3 separate regions of the Homo sapiens genome follow, and all the other regions are linked to region 1. The links are chromatin contacts, found by Hi-C or POLR2A ChIA-PET in ENCODE. All regions are on one chromosome and are shown on one strand. The core of a region is the stretch at or near the end of the contact, and the rest is flanking DNA. Distances in the headings are between cores, read along the strand shown. Region 1 overlaps CDC42BPB (CDC42 binding protein kinase beta). Region 2 overlaps TRAF3 (TNF receptor associated factor 3). Region 3 overlaps CDC42BPB (CDC42 binding protein kinase beta).

Region 1 (3,329 bases), core at 390-2,889:
AATGACATCTGAGGCCAGGACTGAGCTCACGGAAAACTCGTCATCTCTGGTAAGGAAGAAACATTGACCCCGCTGGGAGACACGCGCACAGGACCCAAGGCCCTCCCACGCCCTGCCCTGCCCTGCCCTGCCATGTCCTTCCACCACCGTGTTCTGCAGTGGAGGGCGGGTCCCTCGCCTCCCCAGATGTAAGAAACACGGGCAGGGCCAACAAACTCAAGACTCTGGCAGGTGTTTCAGGGCTTAGGGATGCCGCAAGGGAAACCCCGGAGCCTCATCCCCACTGTGCTGGTGCCTCCAGACTATGCCAGTTACAGAAGACTCGGTTTGCACTTGGCACAGCCAGGCAGTCCCTCCAACAGCCAAGTGCAGAGGACAAGTGGGGTGAGGGGTGTGGAAGTGAGGGGGGAGTGGGAGGGAGTGGGGGGTGGTGGGGGGTGGGCGTGGAGGTGACAGGGGAGTGGGGGGTGGGTGTGGAGGTGGAGGGGAGTCGGGGGTGGGGTGGGGGTGGAGGTGAGGGGGAAGTAGGGGGGTGGGTGTGGAGGTGAGACGGGGAGTAGGGGGGTGGGGTGGGTTTGGAGGTGAGGGGGGTGGGGGGTAGGTGTGGAGGTGAGGGGGGAGGGTGGGGTGGGTGGAGAGGTGACGGGGAGGGTGGGGTGGGTGTGGAGGTGAGGGGAGGGTGGGGGGTGGGTTTGGAGGGAGGTGAGGGGGAGTGGGGGGTGGGCTTGGAAGTGAGGGGGAGTGGTGGGTGTGGAGGTGAGAGGGAGTGGGGTGGGTGTAGAGATGAGGGGGAGTGGGGGCTAGGTGTGGAGATGAGGGGGTGGGGTGGGTGCGGAGGTGGGGTGGGTGCAGAGGTGGGGGGGTGGCTGTGGAGAGGGGGAGTGGGGGGTGGGTTTGGAGGTGGGGGGGTGAGGGAGTGGGGGTGGGTGTGGAGGTGAGGGGGGAGCAGGGGGTGGGTGTGGAGGTGAGAGGGGGAGCGGGGTGTGGGATCAGTGTGGAAATGCTGTTCTGAAGAGGTTCCCTAAAGAGTGCTGAGCCCTCCGATGGGGCCCCTGACTTGGGCTCATGCCAACTTTTCGTCTACCAGTGGCCCTTCACCACCAGGCCAGGGGCACACCTGTGCACAGCCAGGGACTGGCGGGTGCCCCGGGGGAAGGGACATGGAAAGTGGAGTATGCTGCCAGGTGATGCCGACTCACCCTCGCTGTCCTCAGGGTACCCACCCAGCAGCCCTGCCCCCAAGAACCAATGCTACAGATGGAGTACCCAGCCCCGGCCTGAGCCCAGAGCAGTCCCGTGTGCACCACACAACAGACGGTGCACGGGCACAGCACAGAGATGACACAAAGGCAGTAGCATGGCTCCGTGTGCAGGCCCCGGGCTGAGCTAGGCCTCTTAGTGATGCGTTTACCTTCACAACAACATTCCACATGCCAGTAACATGACCACTGTCCTCTTCTCACTAACAGATGAGCCACAGATGTCAACTCTAAGAGGAAGTGGGAAGGAGGCCCCGCCTGCTCCTGCAGCTGACACTGGGTGGCACTGAGACAGGGTCACATAGCAAACGCTACGGCCACGCACACCCACATGGCCCACGGCTCCAGACTTCTTCCACACACCAGCACCTGCTGCGGTCTCTAAAACGCACAGACGGCTGTGGGCCGCGTGGCTTTTCTCTGGGATATCTTCTGCTTGTTCTTGGGCATGTGGTTTTCTTATGTTAAATTAATTCCCCTGTGGCAAACTTCTCAACGCAAACACATGCGAGGCAGGAAGCGTCTACAGCGCTCCCGTTCCTGCGCACGCAGGCCCGTATGCATGTCTGTTCATACGCATGTGAGCGCCTGAAGTCATGACTAAGCTGTACCCATTTTTGCAACCATACAATAATGAAGCAGGTGAAGTACTAATGAGGTGAAAGACTACTAAGGAACACACCGTCCTTTTGGCTAAAGATAGCTGAGGAAGATTCACAGAGCAAGGACAGTGCTGCCCAAACGCAGACCTGAGATCCAAGACTTGGCTCGCAATGACACCAGGCTGGGTGGATTTTCCTTCAGGCAGATCATACAGGAAGAGCTTGCAGTCACAGACGACTGCATATGCGCGCTGCCATCCCTTCTTCACCCCCGTGGGCTTTGGGACCTATGAATAAAAACAAACAGTGGCCACGTTCCACCAGGCCAGGCAGGCCGCCAGGCCCCATTACACTCGTTCACAATCTCCTTCCAGCTGCCAGGCTGGCGGCAGAGCTGTTTGGACAGAGGGATGTTTGCCCAAGAAGGCTCAAGGCGTTGCTGGGGAGGGGTCCATGCGTGGCAGCAGACGGTGCCAGGGAAAGCTGGCAGCTCAGCCAACGCTGTGTCCACCCCATGCAGGGTGCTGTGGTACACGCAGCCCGACAGTCTCGTAGAGGTGGGCCTGGCACAGTGGCTTTCAGACTGAGCTTCTGCCCACTGGCTGGACACTCAGCCCAGGATGGACTCTGAGTGAGCGTCTGCGTGGAGGCCTCAGGATGCCCAGGCCATTCAGAACAGCGGCTGCGCCGACCTGATGGCCTCAGTGCCCAGGAGGGTAAGCCCCCTAGGACTGGCACCAGGGCCACCTGCCGCAGCAAGGGGCTGCTTTCAAGAGTGGCTGGGCATGGCTATTGGTCACTGCACCTCACAGGCACCGAGGGCTGAGGGCGGAGATGAAGCCGCCTACCTTGACATGGCCTTTGTAGGCTGTTCCGATGCCTCGCTGCACGTCCACGCCCAGAGGCCTCTTGGACTGCTCGGGAGGTATTGGGCACACCTGGGGGGCACCGTCTTTGCAGGACACGTGGCAAGCAAAGGAACACACTGGAAGAGAGCAAGAACACTGCCTTCAAAGCTTGCTGCCTACAGAGAAGTCACTGCAGAACCTATGCCCTGAGGAGGCAATTTAATAATCACCAGGTCTCGCCTGGAATCCCAGCACTTTCGGAGGCCGAGGTGGGCAGACCACTTGAGGTCAGCAGTTTGAGACCAGCCTGGCCAACATGGTGAAATCCCGCCTTTATTAAAAATACAAAAATTAGCCAGGGGTGGTGAAGCGCACCTGTAATCCCAGCTACTCGGGAGGCTGAGGCAGAAGAATCGCTTGAGCCCGGGAGGCGGAGGTTGCAGTGAGCTGAGACCACACTATTGCACTCCAGCCTGGGCCACAGAGCGAGACTCCATCTCAAAAAAACAAAATAAAACAAAACAAACAAAAAATAATGATCAAGTCTCACATCAAGTCCAGACACCCAAAAAGGTAAGAACAGTTGCAAGGCAGAATCCACACAAAAGCTCAGGGTTTCT
Region 2 (3,329 bases), core at 546-3,045, 48 kb before region 1:
AGCTCCAGGCACTCCTCCAGCCATGTTTGTGGACCAGCTAGGTGATGAGGGCACACGTCACTTGGGGTCTTCTTCTTTCTTCCTTGTCTGATTCTCCAGTAGACCCTAAAGCCCTGGTGATGGCGGGAGTCGAAGCACAGAGGGCCCGATGGCCTGGCTGTGGCAGTGGGGGTGCAGGCAGGGGGTCAAGGAGTGGAATTCAAGAGTGTCTTTGCTTTTTTGCCTGTCCGGGGAACGATGAGTTCTTAATATTTTACTTCTTAAATATCCTGTTTTTCTTTATTAAGAAGACAGCCAGGCCGGATGCAGTGGCTCACATCTGTAATCCCAGCACTTTGGGAGGCCGAGGCGGGCGGATCATGAGGTCAGGAGATCGAGACCATCCTGGCTAACACGGTGAAACCCCGTCTCTACTAAAAATACAAAAAATTAGCCAGGTGCGGTGGTGGGCGCCTGTAGTCCCAGCTACTCGGGAGGCTGAGGCAGGAGAATGGTGTGAACCCGGGAGGCGGAACTTGCAGTGAGCCGAGATAGCGCCGCTGCAGTCAGGCGTGGGAGAAAGAGCAAGACTCCGTCTCGGAAAAAAAAAAAAAAAAAAAAAAAGACAGCCTAGGCCGGTAGGCCGGACACGGTGGCTCACACCCATATTCCCAGCACTTTGGAAGGCCGAGGCGGGTGGATCACGAGGTCAGGAGTTCAAGACCAGCCTGGCCAAGATGGCGAAACCCCGTCTCTACTAAAAATAGAAAAATTAGCTGGGCGCAGTGGCAGGCATCTGTAATCCCAGCTACTCGGGAGGCTGAGGCAGAAGAATCACTTGAACCCAGGCGGCAGAGGTTGCAGTGAGCAAAGATTGCGCCATTGCACTCGAGACTGGGTGACAGAGCAAGACTGTCTCAAAGAAAAAAAAGAAGATAGCATAGGTGCGAGCATGACCCAGGCTTCTGGTGTCAGTGGACTAGATGAACTGGTGGTTCTTACAGTCAGGGGGTCCACAGGGCACACGTAGAGGAGCACGCACTGGGACAGAAGGCAGGGACGTCCATCCACGCGGCCTTCACTCAGGCTGCCGGCACCACCGGGCTTCTCACAGCGCCGGGCTTGTGTGCCAGGGTCGCAGTGGCCTGAGAGTGAGGCATCACAGCAGGTGACACGGTTGCAGCCCTGGCATGCAAGTGTATAAGGCTCACGGGCTGATGCTCCCTGAAGGCAAACCTTCTGATTTGGATTGTTGATGTGGAGTGCAGTCTGTCTCTTCAGCTCTGTGTCGGAGTCTTTTTTCTGTACAATTCCATACCTGCACTTGAGATTTATTTTTTATAGAAACTGCAGTGACTGAGTGTAGACCGTTCTTCAAGGATGAAATCACGTTTGCTGCGTTTTAGAGAACACTTGATGTGACTCTGCGTTCTGCTTTGAAATGGTGCCATTGATACAGATGAAGTGCCTGTTTTAAAAATAGCCCGAGTTCCCTTGCTGCTCATGGAGACGCCTTTTATTTAGTCGTGCTGGTCTGTGCATGCGGTGCACGCATGTTGTGTGTTCCTGACTCGGGGGCCCCTGCTGTGTGGGGGAGTCCTTGCTGGAGACTCCCCGTTCTGTGCTTGAGGTCAGGCGTGCCCTTGCGTAGCACAATCGCGGGGAGGGGTGGCTCGGTGCCATCCCCCTCTTAACCTCGGGGGCCTGAGGCTCAGCGTGAGGCGCAGCTTGTCTTGGGCCACCCTGCCTGGGACTCATGCTTCATTTCGGGGTTTGCTAAGTTACAAAGGGCGTCTCTCAGACCTCTGTTGATCAGGTTTTCATTAACTTTCCCCTGCCACTCGCGAGCACCCCTGCCAGCTCAGTGTGCGTGTTAGAAGGTGGAGATGCGAGAGGCTTCCGGTGCTCACTAGAGGAGCCGTGTATTTGGATGTTCAGTGTCGTCAGTGGTATTGTCCCCCAGCAAATAGACTTGGTGAGCTAATTAAATATCCTTCTGAACATGTATGATTGTGTAAAATAAAGGGACAGTGACAGTGTCAGTTTAAAGGGACAGTGACAGTGGAAAGAGGTGTTCTTTAGAGAAATTATCCTTACTTTTTAGAGGTTAACTAATATCATGTTTCTTGGAAAGAACAGGAAGAATAACACTGCTTTTACGCCCAAAAAGCCACCCAGACCTGTCATGTTTGTGTCTTTGTGGTTAATAACAGCCAGCAAAGGTGCTGAAACCTAGATGTTTAAAAATAGACTTCCAAAAGGAGAAGTGAATTCAGGGGGCCCTGGGGCCCGCCCCTCGAGCACCCGGTGTGGCCCTCAGCTTGTGAGGTGGCTCAGTCATTCCACAGCTGCATTGAGCACTGAACTCTCCAGCCATCACAAGCTGCTTGAAAATGCACATCATTTTTTGAAGTGAAAACCCTTTAAGTCCCTGGCTTCATCTCACAGGTGGACACTCCAGCCCCTTAACACAGACTGGGCCACCAGGGCGGAGTACAGCTCCCACCCCTCCAGGTAGTGACAAATATGAGCAGCCTGTGTGTTTTGGGAAAGGGCTTTCTGAATTAGTTAAATGAAGTAGCATAAAGTCAGGCCTGGTTACTGGCAGCCTCGTGTGTTCGTGGCAGGGTTTCTGCGTTCCTGCCTCCCTCGCTGGGGCCTGGCAGCCTGAGTGTGGAGCTGGAGGGGGAAGACCCCTGCGTCTGCAGCATCGGCCCACTGGGTTTCACCTAGGGCCTGAGGACATGCCTTGGGGCCCTTTCCTGCCACCATCCAGGTGGGAGGGGTCTGAGGAGTGGGAGTCTTCTCCTGGGACCCTGGGGTCGTTCTGGGGAACCCCCTGCAGCCACAGAGACAGGACTGTGCTTCTGCCCCAGACCCAGCAGCAGGGTAGGAGGCCTTTAGACGTTCCAAGGGAAGATGAGGCCACATGGGCATGATTCTGGCATCCTAAACCTGAGACCCTGTGGCAGCCATGCAGGGCCACCTGTCCCGTGGGACCTGCACTTACAGGGGTGAGGCCTCTCTGGGAAGCAGGGACCCTCTGTATTATGGCCCCCGAGGTATACGAGGGCTGCAGAGGAGATGTCCATGGGAGCCTTGTGGCCCCGCACAGGTGCTGTGGCCTGGGAGAAGAGCTGGGAGGGACACATGGGAGTGTGAGGGTGAGGTCGGATCCTGGTATCTGAACAGGAGAGCTGGTGGGGTTGGCTGATGCCAGGGTGTGGGTGTGTGAGAAACAGGCGGGCAGGCGGCACCAGTGCCACTGTGAAACAGGGAAGCCTGCTGTGGGCAGCAGAAGCATGAGCTGCTGCCTGCCCCAGAGACAGTGGAGACCTCTCCCCTGGTCT
Region 3 (3,329 bases), core at 315-2,814, 38 kb after region 1:
GTGGCCACAGACGCAGTGAAAGCAGTTTGCTGCAAGCAGCTGCCAACAGGGTGTGAGCAGAGCTGGGACTGCCCCCATCAGGCTACTCGGCCATGACGCTGGTCTGACTGCGGGGTGGAGACCACAGGGCCTGTGGCCTGAGCCTGGGTCTCCTGGTGATAGCCGATCCGGGGGCAACCTCCTGTTCTTTCCCTGCTGGCGGGAGTGTCAGCTGGCCCCGTAACACTGAGCACCTAGGACTCTATTTCTAGGTCTACAACACCCATAGAGAGGAAACCCCTAGCAGGAAGTTACCTGCCCCAACACAAGTGAGAAAGTACAGTTACATGGTTAATGCCTGCCCACCCGACCAGCCTGGACAGGGCCCTTTAAGGAAGAAGCAGGGAGCGCCCTCGATCTGCTACAGGGCTGGCATGCTTTTAGCCACCTTGGGATTGAGGAAACCTGACAACTCCCATTCTGGAAGGCACACATATTACTTTTGTAAACATAAAAAGCAATAAAGATGCTTTCCAACTTAATTTTTATTTGGGAAACAAAACTCCCCAAACAGAAAATTTCAACTATCTCCAAAATGGATTCATTTTCTGAATTAATATACTTGGTTTCTTAATTGTACCTCAAATTGAAAACTTCCCTTCTGACTATATGCCAAACCCAAAACCAAATGGAAAATCTCCAACAAAAATACCTACAGTGCCATCATCATTCATCTTCAAACATGATCCAAAGTCAGCCAGGCGGATATGACCATTCACGTCCAAAAGGACATTGTCAGGTTTAATGTCTCTGTTTGTAAAATAAACACACAAATTAACCATCTCCATGCAACACATTAGGTAGATCAAAGCCCTTAACTAGTGGTGATCAGATGAATAAATGCTAATATCCTCTTGTGAACAGCTGTCACCATCCAGTACAAATGCCTCTGTGTGACATTCAGCTGGCATGGTGGCAGCCGAAGTCGTATCACTGCCCCTCGTTTAGTCCCCAGTTACCCTGGCGAGGCCCTGTGACGATTCCTACTCGTCTGCCCACCCAGCTAACGAGCCCCTCCTGAGCATCTCCTTGGTGCCAGGCACTGCTCTCCAGCCCACCCACCTATGCACGTGACAACGCTGCCCCTGCCTTCATGAAGCCTGCACACGAGCTGAGGTCTTGCAAACACAAATAGGCACTGCTGTCTCAGGCAGGCTCACACGGTGCAAGCTCTGTGCTGAGTACCACGGAAAACAGGAATGGGACAAAGGGACAGAGGGACACGTGTGGAGGAAGCTGGCTGGGGGCTGCCACACAAAGAGACGGCAGTGGCCAGACGAGGTCCAGGAGGCAGGTGGCGATCTGGGGGAAGACTGCTGCAAACCGCCCCATACCCCCAAAACTGCACTTTATAGATGAAGACATGGAAGCTGAGCCAACTGCCCACAGTTACAGAGCAGCACGTGCTGGAGCAGGAACATAAACACAGGTCTGTCCCACTAACGCCTGTTTCTAAACTACTTTCTGTGCGCTCTCAAACACATGTGCGGGTGCAGGGCACCTCAGAGCATGAATGCTTTTTTCTGGCACAATAAGCTTACATGACTCAACAGTATGAATGCAAACAAACTTTAAAAACAAAGACAGACATTCAGCAAAAGACAAGTACAAGCATGTTCCCAGCGGCACCACTTCTAACAGCCAAAAGGCAGAAACAATCTAAATCTCTGCCTCCAAGAGAATGGGTGAGTAAGCTGGGCTATACTCGTGTGATAGACACCACACCCCAATGAAAACAGACGGGTACCAACTCCCCCAGCCACATGAATCAATCTCACACAAACATGGGCAGATGATAATTCTTACCTCAAAACCAGAAACAAAACACAAAACCAGAAACAAAAACACAAGGCAAAAGAAACTCTAGCATGTAACACTCCAAACTAAAATAAAATATCCTCAAATAAACATTCAGGAATACGAAAAAGAAAACAAAACAAAATCCCACAAACACACAAACACACACACACACACACACACACACACACACACACGGCCAGGTGCAGTGGCTCACAAACTATAATCTCAGCACTTTGGGAGGCTGAGGCAAGAGAATTGCTTGAACCTTGGGAGGCAGAGGCTGTAGTGAGCTGTGATTGCGCCACTGCACTCCAGCCTGGGCGACAGAGCAAGACCCTGTCTCAAAACACAAAAACACACGTACACACACAAACACACACGCACGCACTAGACAAAAGCATGCAGAAAAGAAGAGCTGATTTAACTCAGGGAAGAAATAGAAGAAACAGATAAAATCTTATCAGAAATGAAATTATAAGAGGACCAAACAAGAACAAATTGAAACAAAAATCTAATGAAAAATTGAAGAAAGGGAAGAAAAGATCTAGAAGAATAAAATGAGGTAAAGAAACAAGGAAACGCAGTCAGATAGGAAGCAGCCAGAGGCTAAAGTGGGAGACAGGCAAAGAAGGCCCAACAGATGCATAACTGGAGTCCCTGAAAGAAATCAAAACAAAACATGACTAACATTTGACTACAATCCAACAGAACTTTCCAGAAATTAAAAAAAAAAAAAAAAATACCTGAATCTAGAATGAGAGGGCCCATAAGATTAAAAAAAAGAAAATATCAATGTCCTCTTTTTTGAAGCCAGCCAAGTTGATATTGATGCTCATATGAAAAGAAAAGCCAGAAAAACCCTGAAGAGTGAGCTGTGATGAGGATCAGGCCCAGATGATTTCAAAACACACTACACAGCCTCCCTAATTAAAGCAGTGTGGTGCTAGTGTGTGCAGAGGCAGAGAGAAAATGGAATAGAGTAGAATGTCTAGAAACAAACCAACTACATAAAGAAATCAAGTACAGGACAAAGATAATACGAATCACTGGGGTAAAGATAGACTTAAATAAATTGGTGTTGTGACAACTGGAGAGCCATTTAAAGATAAAATTAGAACTCTTCCTTGTGCCGTATATAAGAATAAACCTGAAATGGACCCAAGATCCACATGGAACAGATGAACCTATATGAATGAAAAAGTAAAAATACTAAAAAACAAAACAAAACAACCCCCCCTTCCAAAAAAAAAAAAAAAACAAACAAACCAACACGTGGGTTTTCTTTTTCTGGGAGTAAGGATTTCTCATTCGATTATGTACAAAAATGTTTAAAAATCTGTGTGGCAAAAAACCACAATGAACCACATCAAAAAACAAATGGCAAATTGGGGAAAAATATTTGTAATATATATTACAGATAAAAGGCAAATACTTCTTTAAGAATTGGGGGAAAAAAGCCAGAAATCCATAATAAAAGGGTAAAACCAATG

What was found. A loop is a pair of places that touch in the nucleus more often than their neighbours do. ChIA-PET counts read pairs that join two places held with the same protein, here RNA polymerase II (POLR2A). Pooled maps may share reads with other maps.
Region 2: a map of CD4-positive, alpha-beta T cell shows a loop between it and region 1 (17-fold over the local background). The contact joins two enhancer-like sites. A Hi-C loop is called at or near these places in 2 of 168 maps with a recorded cell type or tissue (CD4-positive, alpha-beta T cell and psoas muscle), 2 of 37 single-sample maps with no recorded cell type and 8 of 50 pooled maps. POLR2A ChIA-PET finds 5 or more read pairs at or near these places in 3 of 52 experiments (CD4-positive, alpha-beta T cell, PC-9 and activated CD4-positive, alpha-beta T cell).
Region 3: a map of dorsolateral prefrontal cortex shows a loop between it and region 1 (2.0-fold over the local background). The contact joins two enhancer-like sites. A Hi-C loop is called at or near these places in 4 of 168 maps with a recorded cell type or tissue (astrocyte of the cerebellum, dorsolateral prefrontal cortex, endothelial cell of hepatic sinusoid and 1 more) and 4 of 50 pooled maps. POLR2A ChIA-PET finds 5 or more read pairs at or near these places in 3 of 52 experiments (AG04450, CD4-positive, alpha-beta T cell and Caco-2).

What each region holds. Positions count from the first base shown.
Region 1 is chr14:102,947,757-102,951,085 of GRCh38, forward strand. It overlaps CDC42BPB (CDC42 binding protein kinase beta), which reads right to left. Exons shown (of 37, transcript NM_006035.4): 25 at 2,710-2,846; 26 at 2,009-2,148; 27 at 1-46. Among named protein-coding and RNA genes, the nearest start is that of AMN, 27 kb to the left of the region's middle. Within about 2 kb of position 1,640, at least 9 of the 41 ENCODE cell types and tissues checked have a DNase peak (open chromatin) inside an H3K27ac peak, as active enhancers do.
Region 2 is chr14:102,899,601-102,902,929 of GRCh38, forward strand. All of the region lies in intron 10 of TRAF3 (TNF receptor associated factor 3), which reads left to right. Among named protein-coding and RNA genes, the nearest start is that of AMN, 21 kb to the right of the region's middle. RefSeq lists enhancers at 584-1,085, 1,086-1,585, 1,904-2,333. Within about 2 kb of position 1,796, at least 7 of the 41 ENCODE cell types and tissues checked have a DNase peak (open chromatin) inside an H3K27ac peak, as active enhancers do.
Region 3 is chr14:102,985,792-102,989,120 of GRCh38, forward strand. CDC42BPB (CDC42 binding protein kinase beta) reads right to left here. Exons shown (of 37, transcript NM_006035.4): 6 at 696-789. Among named protein-coding and RNA genes, the nearest start is that of AMN, 65 kb to the left of the region's middle. RefSeq lists enhancers at 651-1,285, 1,286-1,919. Within about 2 kb of position 1,565, at least 3 of the 41 ENCODE cell types and tissues checked have a DNase peak (open chromatin) inside an H3K27ac peak, as active enhancers do.